3 separate regions of the Homo sapiens genome follow, and regions 2 and 3 are each linked to region 1. A link is a contact called in ENCODE Hi-C or POLR2A ChIA-PET data. All regions are on one chromosome and are shown on one strand. Each heading gives the region's core, a stretch centred on a gene start or an enhancer-like site at or near the end of the contact. The rest is flanking DNA. Distances are from core to core; before and after follow the strand shown. Region 1 has its middle 81 kb from the start of LINC00870. Region 2 has its middle 120 kb from the start of LINC00870. Region 3 overlaps LINC00870 (long intergenic non-protein coding RNA 870).

Evidence for each region. A loop is a pair of places that touch in the nucleus more often than their neighbours do. ChIA-PET counts read pairs that join two places held with the same protein, here RNA polymerase II (POLR2A). Pooled maps may share reads with other maps.
Region 2: a loop to region 1 is called in a map with no recorded cell type, with 7 times the contacts of the local background. The contact joins two enhancer-like sites. A Hi-C loop is called at or near these places in 2 of 168 maps with a recorded cell type or tissue (dorsolateral prefrontal cortex and prostate gland) and 1 of 37 single-sample maps with no recorded cell type. POLR2A ChIA-PET finds 5 or more read pairs at or near these places in 1 of 52 experiments (naive thymus-derived CD4-positive, alpha-beta T cell).
Region 3: a map of dorsolateral prefrontal cortex shows a loop between it and region 1 (4-fold over the local background). The contact joins two enhancer-like sites. A Hi-C loop is called at or near these places in 8 of 168 maps with a recorded cell type or tissue (DLD1, aorta, ascending aorta and 3 more) and 8 of 50 pooled maps. POLR2A ChIA-PET finds 5 or more read pairs at or near these places in 4 of 52 experiments (B cell, MCF 10A, OCI-LY7 and 1 more).

What each region holds. Positions count from the first base shown.
Region 1 is chr3:72,230,188-72,234,606 of GRCh38, reverse strand. No RefSeq gene overlaps it. Among named protein-coding and RNA genes, the nearest start is that of LINC00870, 81 kb to the right of the region's middle. Within about 2 kb of position 2,991, at least 2 of the 41 ENCODE cell types and tissues checked have a DNase peak (open chromatin) inside an H3K27ac peak, as active enhancers do.
Region 2 is chr3:72,266,715-72,271,703 of GRCh38, reverse strand. No RefSeq gene overlaps it. Among named protein-coding and RNA genes, the nearest start is that of LINC00870, 120 kb to the right of the region's middle. RefSeq lists enhancers at 1,385-1,634, 1,497-2,696, 4,671-4,740. Within about 2 kb of position 2,088, at least 10 of the 41 ENCODE cell types and tissues checked have a DNase peak (open chromatin) inside an H3K27ac peak, as active enhancers do.
Region 3 is chr3:72,171,124-72,175,828 of GRCh38, reverse strand. LINC00870 (long intergenic non-protein coding RNA 870) reads right to left here. Exons shown (of 3, transcript NR_038221.1): 3 at 1,490-3,920. Among named protein-coding and RNA genes, the nearest start is that of LINC00870, 22 kb to the right of the region's middle. Within about 2 kb of position 1,321, at least 2 of the 41 ENCODE cell types and tissues checked have a DNase peak (open chromatin) inside an H3K27ac peak, as active enhancers do.

The DNA.
Region 1 (4,419 bases), core at 1,742-4,241:
TCTGGAGGGAATTTGGCTGAGTGTTGCACTGCAGAGGCCAGAGTGGAATTTCATTCCCTGGACCCGGTTAATGAGGTTTGGCAGAACTGCTGCTTACAGGCTGAAGGAGCACCATTCCCTGGACAAAGGGAGGAAGGCAGAGGAACTGGGGACCTGTGAGGGAAGAATTTCCATGGGCCACCATTCCTCAGGTAGCAGGGTCATTGCATTCAAAAGCCCAGGCAAATCGATGGTTTTCTCTCTCCTGCTTCTCTCTTTCCTGTGGTCAGAGAGTTATGGTCCCAGAATGTTGTTCTGTGGGAAGAGGCCCAGTCATCTCTTTCTCTCTCCTCAATCCCATTTCTTCCCTTCTTTTTACCTAGGAATTGGGCTGTCTCTCTCTCTTTCTCTGGTTGCATTTCACCAGCTAAGGAGTTGCATTGGCTTCTGCTCTCCTCTCTTGCTCACCTACATTGTGAGGTAAGATCTGAGTTGCAGGTTTGCTTTGGGGAATCTTGTGGGCAGGGTTCCCCAAATGCAGACTCTGAGATGGAGTTTGGGGTGCAAGATGTTTATTAGGGATCAAGTCTTCTGAAGGGAAGGGGAAGGAAAGAGGATCAGGAAAAGGGAGAAGTCAGACTGTAGCACAGGCCTGACAAAGCCCCAGGCTCAGCCAACCAGCAGGGGCAGGGAGCAGGGAGTGGGCATCGCCTGTCACTGTCCCCTTGCTGGGCTGAAATGGCCTGGCCTTTACACCCTGCCTTACACAGTGACTAGGTGTGAGCTGCCTGGGTGAAGCAGGACCTCAGGTCAGGACCTCTGCAGCTGAGGCTGCCTCTGAAGGAGCTGACAGTTGAGGCTGCAGCTGTCCATATCCCCACAAGGCCCTTCTCTAAAGAGTGGCCTCTGCATGAACCACAGACCCTGCAGCAAGGGCTTGGGTACAAGTAGTTCACGTGGGAGGTGATCCTAATGATACAGGAGGGGGCAGGAAAGTGCTGGGTAGAGAAGGGTAGGGTGCTGGTGAAGGCTCCACCCAAAGGCCTGTGCCCATGGACATAATGAGGACAAGCACTCCTGTTGTGGTGCCCAAATGTTGCATTTTCCAAGACCACTATGGCCTGCCACGCCCCCCATCCTGTGCCCATATAAACCCAAGAGACCTTAAGTGGACACACACACAAGTGACTGGATGTCGAGAGGAACAGAGGAGCGGAAGAGCATACTAACAGACACCAGCAGATGCTGGCAGGCCATTGATGGCGGGAGGACATGGAATTCAGCAGGGGGTGGTCGGAGGAAAGTCTAACTGCTGGGAGGTCCAACTCCAGGAGAAGACCACCTTCCCACTCCATCCCCTTTCTGGCTCCCCATCCATCTGCTGAGAGCTACTTCCACCACTCAATAAAACCTTGCACCCATCCCCAAGCCCACATGTGATCTGATTTTTCTGGTACACTAGAGCAAGACCTGGGATACAGAAAGCCCTCTGTCCTTGTGATAAGGCAGAGGGTCTAATTGAGCTGATTAACACGAGCCACCTGCAGAGGGCAAAGCTGAAAGAGCGCACTTTAACACCCACCCATTGGGGCTTTGGGAGCTGTAAACAACCCTAGACGCTGCTGTTGGGTTAAAGCCCAAAAACGCTCCCCACGACCTGCCCATCTGCATGCTCCCCCTAGGGGTTTGAGCAGTGGGGCACTGAAGAAGAGAGCCACAGCCCTGTCGCACATGTCCTGCCAGGGTGATAAGGGAACTTCTCCCATTTCACTAACAGGCACAGTGAGGGAGTGAGGAAGTGAAGAGGGAAGGGAGGGAATCAATACAGAGTGAGTTAATGAGCAGGTGACTGCTGGGGGCAATGGGCTCAATCCCATGGGGGACCTCTGGGACACCGCACAGGACACAGCACGGAGCAGTGAGGAAGCTGAGGCACAGATCCACCAACTCCACCTCGATCCCTGCTCCAGATATGGCCTTAGGCAGAGATGGGGAAGCCTCTTAGGGCTTCTGCCTCTGGGGGCCTCTGGGGTGGGGCCCTGCTGCAGACCTGACAATAATTAGGCCCAGCCGCTTAGGAAGAAGCAGTTCTCTATGGGCAATGACCTAGTTTACCAGCATTCTTTGCTTTGAGGGGTGGAGCCCCTGCCTGCTTTAGCCAACATTTTCCTGCTGTTCTTGAGAAGGCATCTTTCTCAGAGCCTCATGAAGTGGAGGGTCAGCAGCATGGGCAGGATTTAGGGATGCATCATGTCCAGCTAGATCTTTGCATATGATAGACTCCCGATCCCAGCCAGCATTTCAGCAGGCAGGTGAAAGACCGGGAGAGCCTGGAGGACAGGCATCGAGTCTGCCTCAGCTCCTCACATATGCACGTGTTCAATCAGTGTCTGTGGCTGTTAAATTCTAAAGTAGAGGCAAAGAGGAGGGAAGACAGTGGCATATAGTAGGGAGGAACCTGAGTACATCCTTCAAGCACCACTCGTTACCAAGACTTCATCCTGTCCCTTAGGCTAAGCTCCTGGTAAGTGTCCCAGCCCAGAGGTGAGGCAACACTGAAGCCCTGTCATCCTGCCATCGTGAAACAGCCCGTGTTTATCAAATGCTTGCTGTGAGTGTCTCTCAGTCCTGTTGCTTTATGTCTTCAGCGTTATCAGCAGCCGCATTGCCATTTTAAAGATGAGGAAATGACGCCCAGGGAGGAGGATGAGCTTGTCCATGGTTGGACAGCAGAGGTGGGATTTGAACCCATATCTACCTGATATCAAAGCCAGGGATCCACCCACCCAGGCTATATTTTGGAGAGGAGGCAGATAGGAGATGAGGAAGCAGTTTGGGGCCAAGGGGTGAAGAGAGGAGAAGAGGGCTGGGCAGCAACAAGGTGCTTCTCTCAAGAGCCTTGTGTTGCCAGAACTTAGTCCAGTGTTTCTGGCCAAGCCGTGAGCTCATCTCATGTGAGGATTAGAAGCCAAGGCCGGTGAGGGTCATGTTCATCACTGGCTGAGACGAATCCACTGTGGGTCAAAGGACCTATTGTTGGTGAGGGGCACATGAGTCATGAGCCTGACAGACTGGCCAACGCTTCTAGCTATTCTCTTGAAAGAACTCCTACTCTGCAGAGGAGATAAAGGGTCCTTGGTCAAGGATGAAGTCCTCCCAGAGACCCCAACCCTCTGTCCCCTGGTGCTCCTCAGCTCCTGCCCCTTGCCCTGCAATCCCCCTGATGGGGAACACAACTTCTTTCTCACTCCTCACAACCAGAGTCTGGAACTGGAAACTGTGTTGTCTGTCTGCCTCCCAAGGCTTCCCACGGTTCAGCCAGCCTCATTAAAAGAGGGGAACTGAGGTAAAGTGAAATAAAGCCCTCTCCATAAATGTTTCATTTTTATGAGGCCATTAGCACACTAATCTTCTATGGGGTTCTGCCAGCACCTCATATGCACAAGATTCTCAGCCAGATCCCAGGAAAGGGGCCAAGATGCAGGAATGAGTTCTTCCCTTCCCCTGATTTTGTAAGTGTGTGACTTGGGGAACTGAGATGTGATTGAGAGAGTGAAAGAAGGAGACAAGGCTACTGAAGGAAGTGGTGCTGTTGTGCAGGGAGTGAGGCAATGAGAAACTCCTGGGGGAGACAAGGCCCAGGGAGTTGGCACCAGGGTTGTGTTCTGAGTGGGAGAGCCTGCCAGATTGCACTCTTCATGCAAAGCTGCCAGGGCTGGCTGGCACACAAGACCCTGCTGTGGACAGAGGGGCAGTGACCCAAGAAAATGGGTAGAGGAGAAGGGAGCAAAAGTGGCATTTATTGAGCATTTACTAGGGCCAGACCATTTATATTCATATCTCATTTAATCTTCAAATAATGCTGGGAAGGATTAGCAGAGGTAGTAATAATAGTAGTAATAGAAGTAATGGTAGTAATAGAAATAGCTATCGTACTTCCTTAGTAAGCTAGGATGTGATAAGTATTTACCATGTACCTAGCACTGTGGTGTTCCTTTGATATGCATTTAATTGATCAGTTTTTCCCAGGACCCCATGAGAGGATTCTCTGGGTTTTTCAGATAAACCCAGAACAACCAATCAACCTGAGTGCACTCTACTTTCCTATGACAACTCCAATAGTGCAGCATTTTAGAGAGGAGAAAACTGAGGTGCTACAAGGTTAAATGCCTTGTCCAGTGCTCCACAGGACAACCAGGGTTTGAAGTGAGGACACCTGACTGGGTGCAGAGTCCCATCATATCCACGCTGCCTACTCATTTAGAGGAGGCGCTGCCTCATTAAAAGCTGGCACTATCACACCACTGTTATAAACATCACTGACCCTGTGGTGCTGGGGTTAGCAAATATTTCCTGTAAAGGGCCAGATATTAAAGAGTTGAGACTTGAGGGCTGCATGGTCTACTGCACTGTGCCTTGTGTAGCAAGAACAGCCGTGGG
Region 2 (4,989 bases), core at 839-3,338, 38 kb before region 1:
GCCTCCAAATACATACATGCACACACACACACACACACACACACACGTATGTATTTGGACATCTCTTCTTGCATTTCTCCCTTTTCTTTTTTACCTTGCAGGCTTATTTATGACTTTTTAGAAATTTATTTGCTGGCATGTGAGTTATTCTCAGGAAGGAGCAGAGAACAGTACATGTTTTCTCTGCCATGCCTTGCAGGAAGTCTCATTTCCTCAACGCGTGAGATGGGCGTTGGGTCAGGCAGAAGCGGGTTCCCATCTTGGCTGGGCTCCTCTCAGCTAAGTGGCCTTGGACAAGCACATTGACCCCATCTGAGCCTGGTTTCCTTTCTAGCCTGGCCTCCCTTCAAAGTAAGAAGAGTAAAGTGGGATGATAATGAAAATAGACCACAGAACTCGTGGGCAGCGCCAAGCTTGGGCCCAACATAGGTGGCTGGGGTTAGGCTCTTTGAAGAAGCTCCTCAAGCCTGCATCTCCCAGGGTCTTCTACAACTTCCTCAGCTCCTTGTCTCCCTGCCTGCCTCTCTCACAGGACCTCAGAACCCATCCAGCAGTCTAAAGGGGACACATTTTATTCCATCCCTGCTTTTCAGCAATTCATTTTCTCTAGGGCTTCAGAGCAAAAACTGCCTCTTCTTTCTGCCAAAGGGCTTACCAGCCCACCCTTTCCTCCAATAGCTGGATTTTGTTTAATTTTTAATTTTTTTTTTGAGGCGGAGTCTCCCTCTGTTGCCCAGGCTGGAGGGCAGTGGCGTAATCTCGGCTCACTGCAACCTCTGTTCCAGTGGGTGTCATGTCTCATGCTCCCGAGTAGCTGGGATTACAGGCACCTGCCACCATGCCAGCTATGAATACCTGAATTTTAAATCCTAGATTGCACTCAGTTTTGATGCCTGTTGCTCCCCATCCCCAGCCTCACCTCTGCCCCGCACACCTACTCTTTTTTGACCCATTCTAGCCAAGCTCAGAGAAAGGCATCTTCCCCCAGGAAGCCTTTCCTAAGTCTGTCAGCCTTCACAGAGGTCCCCCTCACTCTGTGCTTCCTGTTTTTAGGCAAGAGCAGTGGTCCACGGTGCTTAGGTGTTTGGGTTCTTGAATTTGAGTTTGCATCTCGGCTCTGCTATCATACCTACAAGCTGTGCTACCTTGGGCAAATTACTGCACCACTCTGAGCCTCAGTGTCCTCATGAGTAAAACATGAGTTAATAATAGGACCTAACAGTCTCTCATGAGATTGTTCCAGAGATGAAATGATGTGACACACATAAAGAAAATGCAGTGGTTAGCATATACGCGTAAGCACTCAAGACAAGTTTATTACAATGTCTATGTCTGCTGTACTTTGATTTTGACTTGCTTTAACTGCCAGGCTGTATCTAGGGGTGGGAAACTTGTCTTCTTCCTTTTTTTTAATACTTTGCAGCCCCACCCCAGTGGCCCGGGATGTCGTCACGCCCCGGAGCAGGAATCCAAAGATATTCTTGCCTGCTAGTCTTGCATCATCCACGGAGTGACCTTGAGCAGGTCATGTCACTTCTCTGAGTCATTTTGCTTTTGGCAGCTGGGAGACAAATTCCTGCTGAAGTAAGCAGAAAAGAAAGTGAAAAAGAGACTGCAGCTTTTCACAAATGTTTCTTCCCTTCTCTCACAAGTTTATTCCCCACCAGCCCAGCCAGAGATTCTTGTTATCTTAGTTAGATGGTACCCTTGGGGTCTCTGGCTCTCTCTGGCTTTTAATCCTGGCTTTACATTAGAATAAACTGGGGAGATTTTAAGGGTCTTTATGCCAGGGCCTAACCTTGAATCAAGGTGGCTGGAATTTTAGGACATGAAGTTGATGTTAGAGGTCTTTAAAAGCTCCTAGTGAGGCTCATGCTGCTGGCCTGTGGTCCGCACTTTGAGTAGTGAGGCTCTAAACAACCCTCTTGTCCTTCCAGGAAGCATCTATCGGGCATCTGAGTCAAGTAAAAGGTACAATTTCCTTTGACAAAGCTCATCCTTTGATCATTGGGTTTCTCCAAGTATGGGGAACTCCCTTCCTCCCAAGGGCCACATTCTGTTGTTTCACAGTGGCTCTGATGGTCAGAAAGTACTGCTTTCCATGTGACTACAGCCAGCATCCTGGAATTTCCATTCCTTAGTCCTTGCTGAGGGTGGCTTAGGCTGGCCCAGGGAGGTCACCATATATCCACGCTAGCCTTCATCTGAATGGCTCTGTCAGGGGTCACACATCAGGGTCACTCAGAGAGCAGTGCTGCAGAGGCACTCTCATGGGTTTCAAAGAGCCCCACCATTCAAAGGCCCTGGTTCCAGAAAAGAGGCCATCCTGCTAAGCGGCATTAGTCTAATGTTTTCCGAATGCACCTCCACTGGAATTTTCTGGACAATGTGTTCAAAATAACCCACTGAATCAGAATCTCCAGGGGAGGATCCAGGGAGCCTGCTTATTTTAACACTGCTCAGGTGAGGGTTATGATCAGGCTTATGCAAAACGCCTTTAAACTGATTGGATTAGCTAACTCTGGCTGCCGAATGTTCCAGGGAGCAGTTATAAGATGGGAAAGAACCTGTGGCTTAGTGAGGGTGAGCAGGTGGGAGTAGGGGTGTCCAGGCCTGGGAAGAGCTCACATCTGGGCCTGGGCCATCAGCAGGTGGTCTCCCAGGATGATGCTGGTGTGTCGCTGTTGTAGCAGAATCCTTTACTCCCTCTCTCCCTGGATGAGTTCTTTTCTTTCAACCTTATCAGTTCTTGGGAAGAAGAGGAGGCAGAAAAGACTATTTGTATCTCACTCATGCCTAGAGAGTCCTGTTCTCTGGGAAAAGATTTACTCTTTCAGGGTCAGTTCTCTGATTGGTTGGTTTGTTTCTCAACTCCTGCAACAAGAAAATTCACCCTTAATTGAACAATACAGTCCTCTGTATTAGTGTGCTAGGGCTACTATCACAAAATGCCATAGACTGGGTGGCTGACACAACAGAAATGTATTTCTCATGATTCTGGAGGCCAGAAGTCCAAGTAAGGTGCCTGCAGGTTTGGTTTCATTTTGAGGCCTCTCATCTTGGCTTGCATTCGGCCACCTTCTCACTGTGTCCTCACATGATCTCCCCTCTGTGTGCATGCACCCCTGCCTTCTCATCCTGCATTCAATTTTCCTTTTCTTATAAGGACACTGGTCAGATTGGATTAGGTGGATTAGGGCCTGCCCTACTTTGAAGGCCCTATCTCCAAGTGCGGACAGTCACGTGCTTTAGGGCCCACTTATTTGACCTCATTTAATCTTACTACCTCTTTAAAGACCCTATGTCTAAATACAGAAACATTCTGAAGTACTGGGAGTTAAGACTTCACCGTGTGAATTTTTGGAGAAAAATTCGGCCCATAGCGTTCTCCTAGGGCTTTGTAAGTGGGTGACTGATGACAACATTGAGAGGGAGACTGGGAGGAGCAGTTGTTAAACAGGAGTGGGGAAGAAACAAAGAAACAGGGGCTGGAATGCACAACCCCATTGCTGTCTTGCTTTGGTTACCTACTTGTTTTTATTTTTGTTATTATTATTTTTTTGAGACGGAGTCTTGCTCTGTCACCCAGGCTGGAGTGCAGTGGCAAAATCTTGGCTCACTGCAACCTCCGCCTCCCAGGTTCAAGTGATTCTCTTGCCTCAGCCTCCCGAGTAGCTGGGATTATAGGATTGCACCACCAAGCCTGACTAATTTTTGTATTTTTAGTAGAGATGGGTTTCACCATGTTGGTCAGGCTGATCTTGAACTCCTGATCTCAGGTGATCCACCTGCCTTAGCCTCCCAAAGTGCTGGGATTACAGGCGTGAGCCACTGCACCCAGCAGCTACTTGTTTTTAATTTCCAGACTCTCCTGCTCAGTTCTATTAGTCTCTGAGAGTATCCTGTTCTTGTTTAAAGGATATGTTATCTTTTCTTTCTGAGGAATTTTTTTTTTTTTGAGACGGAGTCTCGCTCTGTCACCAGGTTGGAGTGCAGTGGTGCAATCTCGGCTCACTGCAACCTCCGCCTCCCGGGTTCAAGTGATTCTCCTGCCTCAGCCTCCCGAGTAGCTACAGGTGCACACCACTACACCCAACTTGTTTTTGTATTTTTAGTAGAGACGGGGTTTCACCATGTTGGCCAGGATGGTCTCGATGTCTTGACCTTGTGATCCACCCCCCTCGGCCTCCCAAAGTGCTGGGATTATAGGCGTGAGCCACCACACCCGCCCGGAGGATGTTTTTGAAAACCTTCTTCTGCTTCTCTGTTTCTCCCTTTTAGTCTGTTTTGGTTTCTGTGAAGGTGGAAATACTGTTCACATGTCTAGGGGGATGCAGTTGTCTGAAAAACCTGTGGGTGGGCATTTTTTCCAAAGAGTCCCTGATATGGTTTGGCTGTGTCCCCACCCAAGTCTCACCTTGAATTGTAGCTCCCATAATTCCCACGTGTTGTGGGAGGGACCTGGTGGGAGGTAATTGAATCATGGGGGTGGTTTCCCCCATAGTGTTCTCATGGTAGGAGTAAATCTCATGAGATCTGATGGTTTTATAAGGGGAAACCCCTTTTGCTTGATTCTCATTCCCTGTTTGTCTGCCACTATGTAAGATGTGGCTTTCACCTTCCGCCATGATTGTGAGGCCTCTCCAGCCATGTGGAACTGAGTCCATTAAATCTCTTCTTCTTTATAAATTACCCAGTCTCAGGTATGCCTTTATCAGCGGCATGAGAAAAGACTAATACAGTCCCCAAATATCAAATTCCTTGGGTCTTTGCTTTTGGCTCAGCCAGCCTCCCTGGGGAAGAAGCATCTAAGGGTCTGCTTGGGGTTGACAGTGTGTGTGTGTGTGTGTGTGTGTGTGTGTGTGTGTGTGTGTGTGTGTGTGTTGGGGGCCATAGTCACGGGATGCTGAGGAGCTAGAGGATGGCACTGTGGAGCTGAGTTGGAGATAAGGGTCTGAGCCTCACTCTTCAATGGACTGACGCTCATTT
Region 3 (4,705 bases), core at 72-2,571, 57 kb after region 1:
GCCTGGTACAGAGTGTAGGCTCAACCTGGTCTTGGGATTAGGGCAGAATTCTCTGCGGAAGTAAGGAGACATAAATCTGAAGAATCAGAAGGAGTAATTGAGGACTAGGAAGAGAAAGAGACTTCCAGGCAGAGAGAACAGCATATGCAAAGGTCCTGAGGCTAGAGACTGCCCAGTACATTTTGACTGGCTAAACAGGAATTAAGGGGTAGAGGGCTCAAGATGAGGCTAGAGGGGTAGTGTGATTGATAATCTTATTGTTCAGCAAACGTTCACTCTTCTCCCTGCCCATTTAGGGAAGAGGATACTTCCTCTGCCCCACCAACTTGAGGCTTGTCCTTGTGACTTGCTTGAGTCAATGAACAGAAGCAACTACAACATAAGCAGAGGCTTGAAGTGTGCAATTCAACTTGGTCTCTGGCATCCCCACTATTCGCCATGAAAAGAGTATACTCTGGTTAGCAAGTGAAGCAGATTGAGGTCGATCCTCAGCCTGGAGCTAGCTGAACCGTACAGTCAGTGGAGAGAATCGATAGTTATTTTAAGCCACCAAATGTTGAGGATGATTGTTACATAGCATTATTTTGGTAATAGCTGACTAATACAAGTGGGTAGGGAACCAATCCTGAAGGGAGGCCACTAAGAAGTTATGCAGGGAGCGCTTGCTACCTGCGCAGATTGGTCAGCTGGGTTGGGAGGTTACTTCTATGCAGTTGTCCTGCAAAGATGATGTAATGCAGATAAATGAATGATTTATGGGAAGCTAAAAAGTTGCCTTTGGGCGAGATCAAGGAGCCAGGCTGCTGAGAATAAGCCTTCATATGACACAAATCCTAAGCTTGGCTTTCCTTATCAGTCCCAGGTAAAAGGACCGTCTGTGTGCATGGTCTAGGATGTTTAGTGTGAAGTCAGGTCACGCTGTCATTTCCAAGGTGAACTCCTTATGGGCAAAGATTTAACTGTGGACAGAAGTACAGATAAATATGCTGACAGAAATGAAGAGAAGATGAGTCAAAATGGAGGCATACAAACTCAGGGAATAAAATGTTATACCTTTCAAAGTGACAGTGGAAGGCTGACCACCATTTCGGCTCCTCCCAAAGGGGCTGCTGTCCCTTGAAATACAAACTCCCAGCAGTATCGGTGGTTCTGGAATGGGAGCATCTGTTCTCCAAGGGAATTACAGGACAGAGCAGGAATCTTCAGTGTGGGGAGGAGACAGGGGAAAAGAGGTGGGGTAGCTCAGACATGATCAGATGGGTCACTGTCTGGGACAAGCCATTTACAAAGACTATGTGAACAAAGTCAACCTTGATCTGGGTTGGCAGCTGGGTGGTGGTGGGGGAGAGAGTGTTATGTACTCAAAAGCCAGGGCTTCTATGAGGACATTTCCGGAAAAGTTACAGCCTTCCCTTGTCGGCTCTTGGAATAACTAGATTTCCTTCCTCATCTTAGAAAAATGCTTCTAGAGTCAACTGATAGCAATTGAAACAGTAGAAGTATCCAGTTTTTATTAAAATCCTGCTTTCATTACAGCTGCAAGGGATGGATCTAGAACTGATTTATGGAGCTTAGGGATTCTGTGAAGTCATACTTGGCCTTCACAGCAGGAGAGAGAGAAAGACAGAGAGAGGGGGAAGCAGTCAGAGGATGTAACCTCTCTACTCACTTGGGATGAAAAAGCTCCTTCTCTCTCCAACATACACAGGCACAGACGTCCTCCCAGGGGAGGTATTGTGGCCTGACTCTCACTTTGGGAAGATTCTTCTCCTGCTGCCATTTAGGACCAGAGCATGCTTTATCTCCAAAGGCTGGGCCCCTGTTTTATGCCTCCAGGGCAACACTCCTGGACTCACCTTGTTAACCTGAGTATCACACCATTCTCTGTCTTGATGGTAGAACTAGAGAGTCCTGAGGCACAGATGCTCAATTGCTCAGGTAAATCAAAAGGTCTCATATACTCAGCTTGGCAGAGGCTCAGAGCATGAACCAATTACTCCTCCCTTTATTCATGCAACACATATTTATCCATTATCTACTATGTGTCACTCATTGGAGCTACAGAGGTGAAGGCACAGCCTGACCAGTGAGAACAATGCTTCTCAACACTTTTGATGCCACAGCACATACTGAAAAGGCTCATTTTATAGGACATAACTCTGAGATGCATGGTAGCATTTCAGAGTTTCTGTCTCTTTTCTCTACTTTACCTTCTTCTGTTACCCTTGCTTTGTATGGACCACATCCCCAAAGGAGGGGGTGGCAGCTATTAATATGCCAAAATCCATATGGGTGGTGAACATGTTAACACTGAAAAATTCAAAATAATCGGAATGTCCATCTTAACGGAAGCAGATCCTGAGACAAAGATTCAAGTGCAGTTGTTACTGGGTTGGGGTTGTAGACAGCCCCAGGAGGGAAAGGAAAAGTGATATGGAGAAGGACAGGCAGCCAATCAAGGCAGGTAATTAAGCCAAGCACTACTGTGGGCAACTGGAGCTTGTACCCATGGAGAGAGCTCTGGGATATAGTGTACAGCACACACCTGAGTTGTCCCACCCAATGGGCAAGGGAGCTGGGGTATTTACACACCAGTCCCCCCTTAGTCATTGGTCAAGAGCTATTCCTGGCAGATGTTAATTCTATGGCAGTTTCCCCTGCTGAAATGATAGGCAGCATGGCATTCTGCAGATCTGAAACGAGACTTTCCACTCAGAAATGCAGAGCTGGCAGTGGAGTTTGGCTGGAGCACATAGAAATGTTAGAGATATGGGCAGGGCATGGACAGATCCTGCTAGATGCATCAGTGGGGGGTTAGTAAAATATTTGATAACACATCCTTCAAGCCCAGGATAATGTGGAACTATATTCATTGACACAGAAAAGTGCTCAGCTACACATTATTGAGTGAATGAAAGCAGCATAGAGAATATCCAATAGAGTTGGACCATTTGGATTGCCTATTTTTCTCTGTGCGTAAATGTGTCCGACACACTGGAAGGCAAGGCCAGGACCAGGGTGAAACAAGCAAGGCTCTTGCTTTGGGATAAAGTCTAAGGAAATGTCAAAAAGCTCAGTAATCAAGATAAATATTTCAACACAATATTTAAAAAATATCAACATTAATGCAAAAATTCCATGATGAACAAGGTCAGGATCTGACCTCGTATTTGCACAGCTCAGCCTCACTCACTTCATCCTAATCCCAGCCCTGTTGGATTCTGTCTCCTTAAAATTTTGACCATCTGAGGCAGAGAAAGAGAGAGAGGAGTTGGAGAGAAACTCTGGTTTCTTTCCTCTTCCGGCCCTCCAACCTCTTGCTAGTGCCTCCCTTGGTCAATTCCAACCACAGCTAACATTAGAGCCTTAAAATATCCACCTACAAGGTACAGCCTCCCCTCTCCTCCTTCTCCCTATTCTGTCTCCTCTCTCACCCCACAAGCCCAGCACAGAGCAGAGCAGCTAAAGGGCAAGGACTGGCACGGTTCCCTCAGGAACCTACAATAATTTGCAGGCAAAAAGAATCGCTTCCTGAGCAGGCCAACAAAAGCCTTAACAACTGAGACGTTGTCTTCTAGGCGCAGATCAGCAGTGGCCAGTTAACTGCACTTGTTATTTCACAGTCCTCTGGGGTGACAACCGTGGGTCAGGCTGACCTGGCCAGAGAGCACAGAGCCAAACGCCAAGTAATCAAAGCCAGTTTGTTGAAACCAAGCCATCTTGACTCCCGTCTCCCAGACAATCAGGCCACGGCCAAGAGCTTTCCTACCCCTGCCTCCTCTGGGAGTCTGCGTTCTGTGGGCTTGCGCAGCCATCCCCTTCCCAAGCTGGCTGATTCTCAATTAATCAGGGATCAGGACCTGGTTTATGCTTCCTCCGTCTGGTAGCTTCCACTTTCCTCCCTCTGGTAGCTCTTACACCTGTGGAAAGATGGAGAAAAGTGAGTTCTGTCTGGTCTTTGCAGGGCAGCAATCAGAGAGACCGAAGTAGCTTGGTTAGGAGCAGTGGAAACTGAAAGGCCTGGCCTTCGAAGATTCCACTGATTCCAAGCAGCATTTTTTTTTTTTTTTTTTTTGAGATGTTGGCTCACACCAGCGCGAACAAAATCATGTTTCTGTCTCGACTGAGTCATTTGGCCAAAGCATTAATTTCACAGCCAGCATTCACACTGACACACACGACCTTTAGTTTTCTTCCATGAAGAATTAACACACAATGACTTGTTTTCAGGTCCCAGGCCACTGGCAATGCTGGGCTTTCTTTGTCTTGTTTGTCACAGTGGCTTTCATTCCCTTCCACCTGATGTGCCTATGATGAACACATGAGGCTGTTGCAGAGACAGAAAGGTCAAGAAAGGAGGGGGTATTTTGCAGTGTTCCACAATGAGCATCAGCACCTTGTTAAAAACAGAACCAATCAGAGAAATGCGCCATTCCCTGGATCTGGTAGTCCAGTGGGATAGAGGAAGAGGGAGGCTTTGATCTATACATCTTAATCACACTCCGGGCCTGGCACACCGGTGACCATGGGATTCCTGGCTGCACCATCTACCTGTCTGGACATCTTTGGACAAATGACTTAATCTCTCTGAGACTCAGTTTTTTCAACCACAAAATGAAACATAGTAGGACCTGCCACATAGCATTGTTTTGGCAACTGAATAAGATCATGCCCTTGGTCACAGTATCTGACAAAAAGTAAGAGC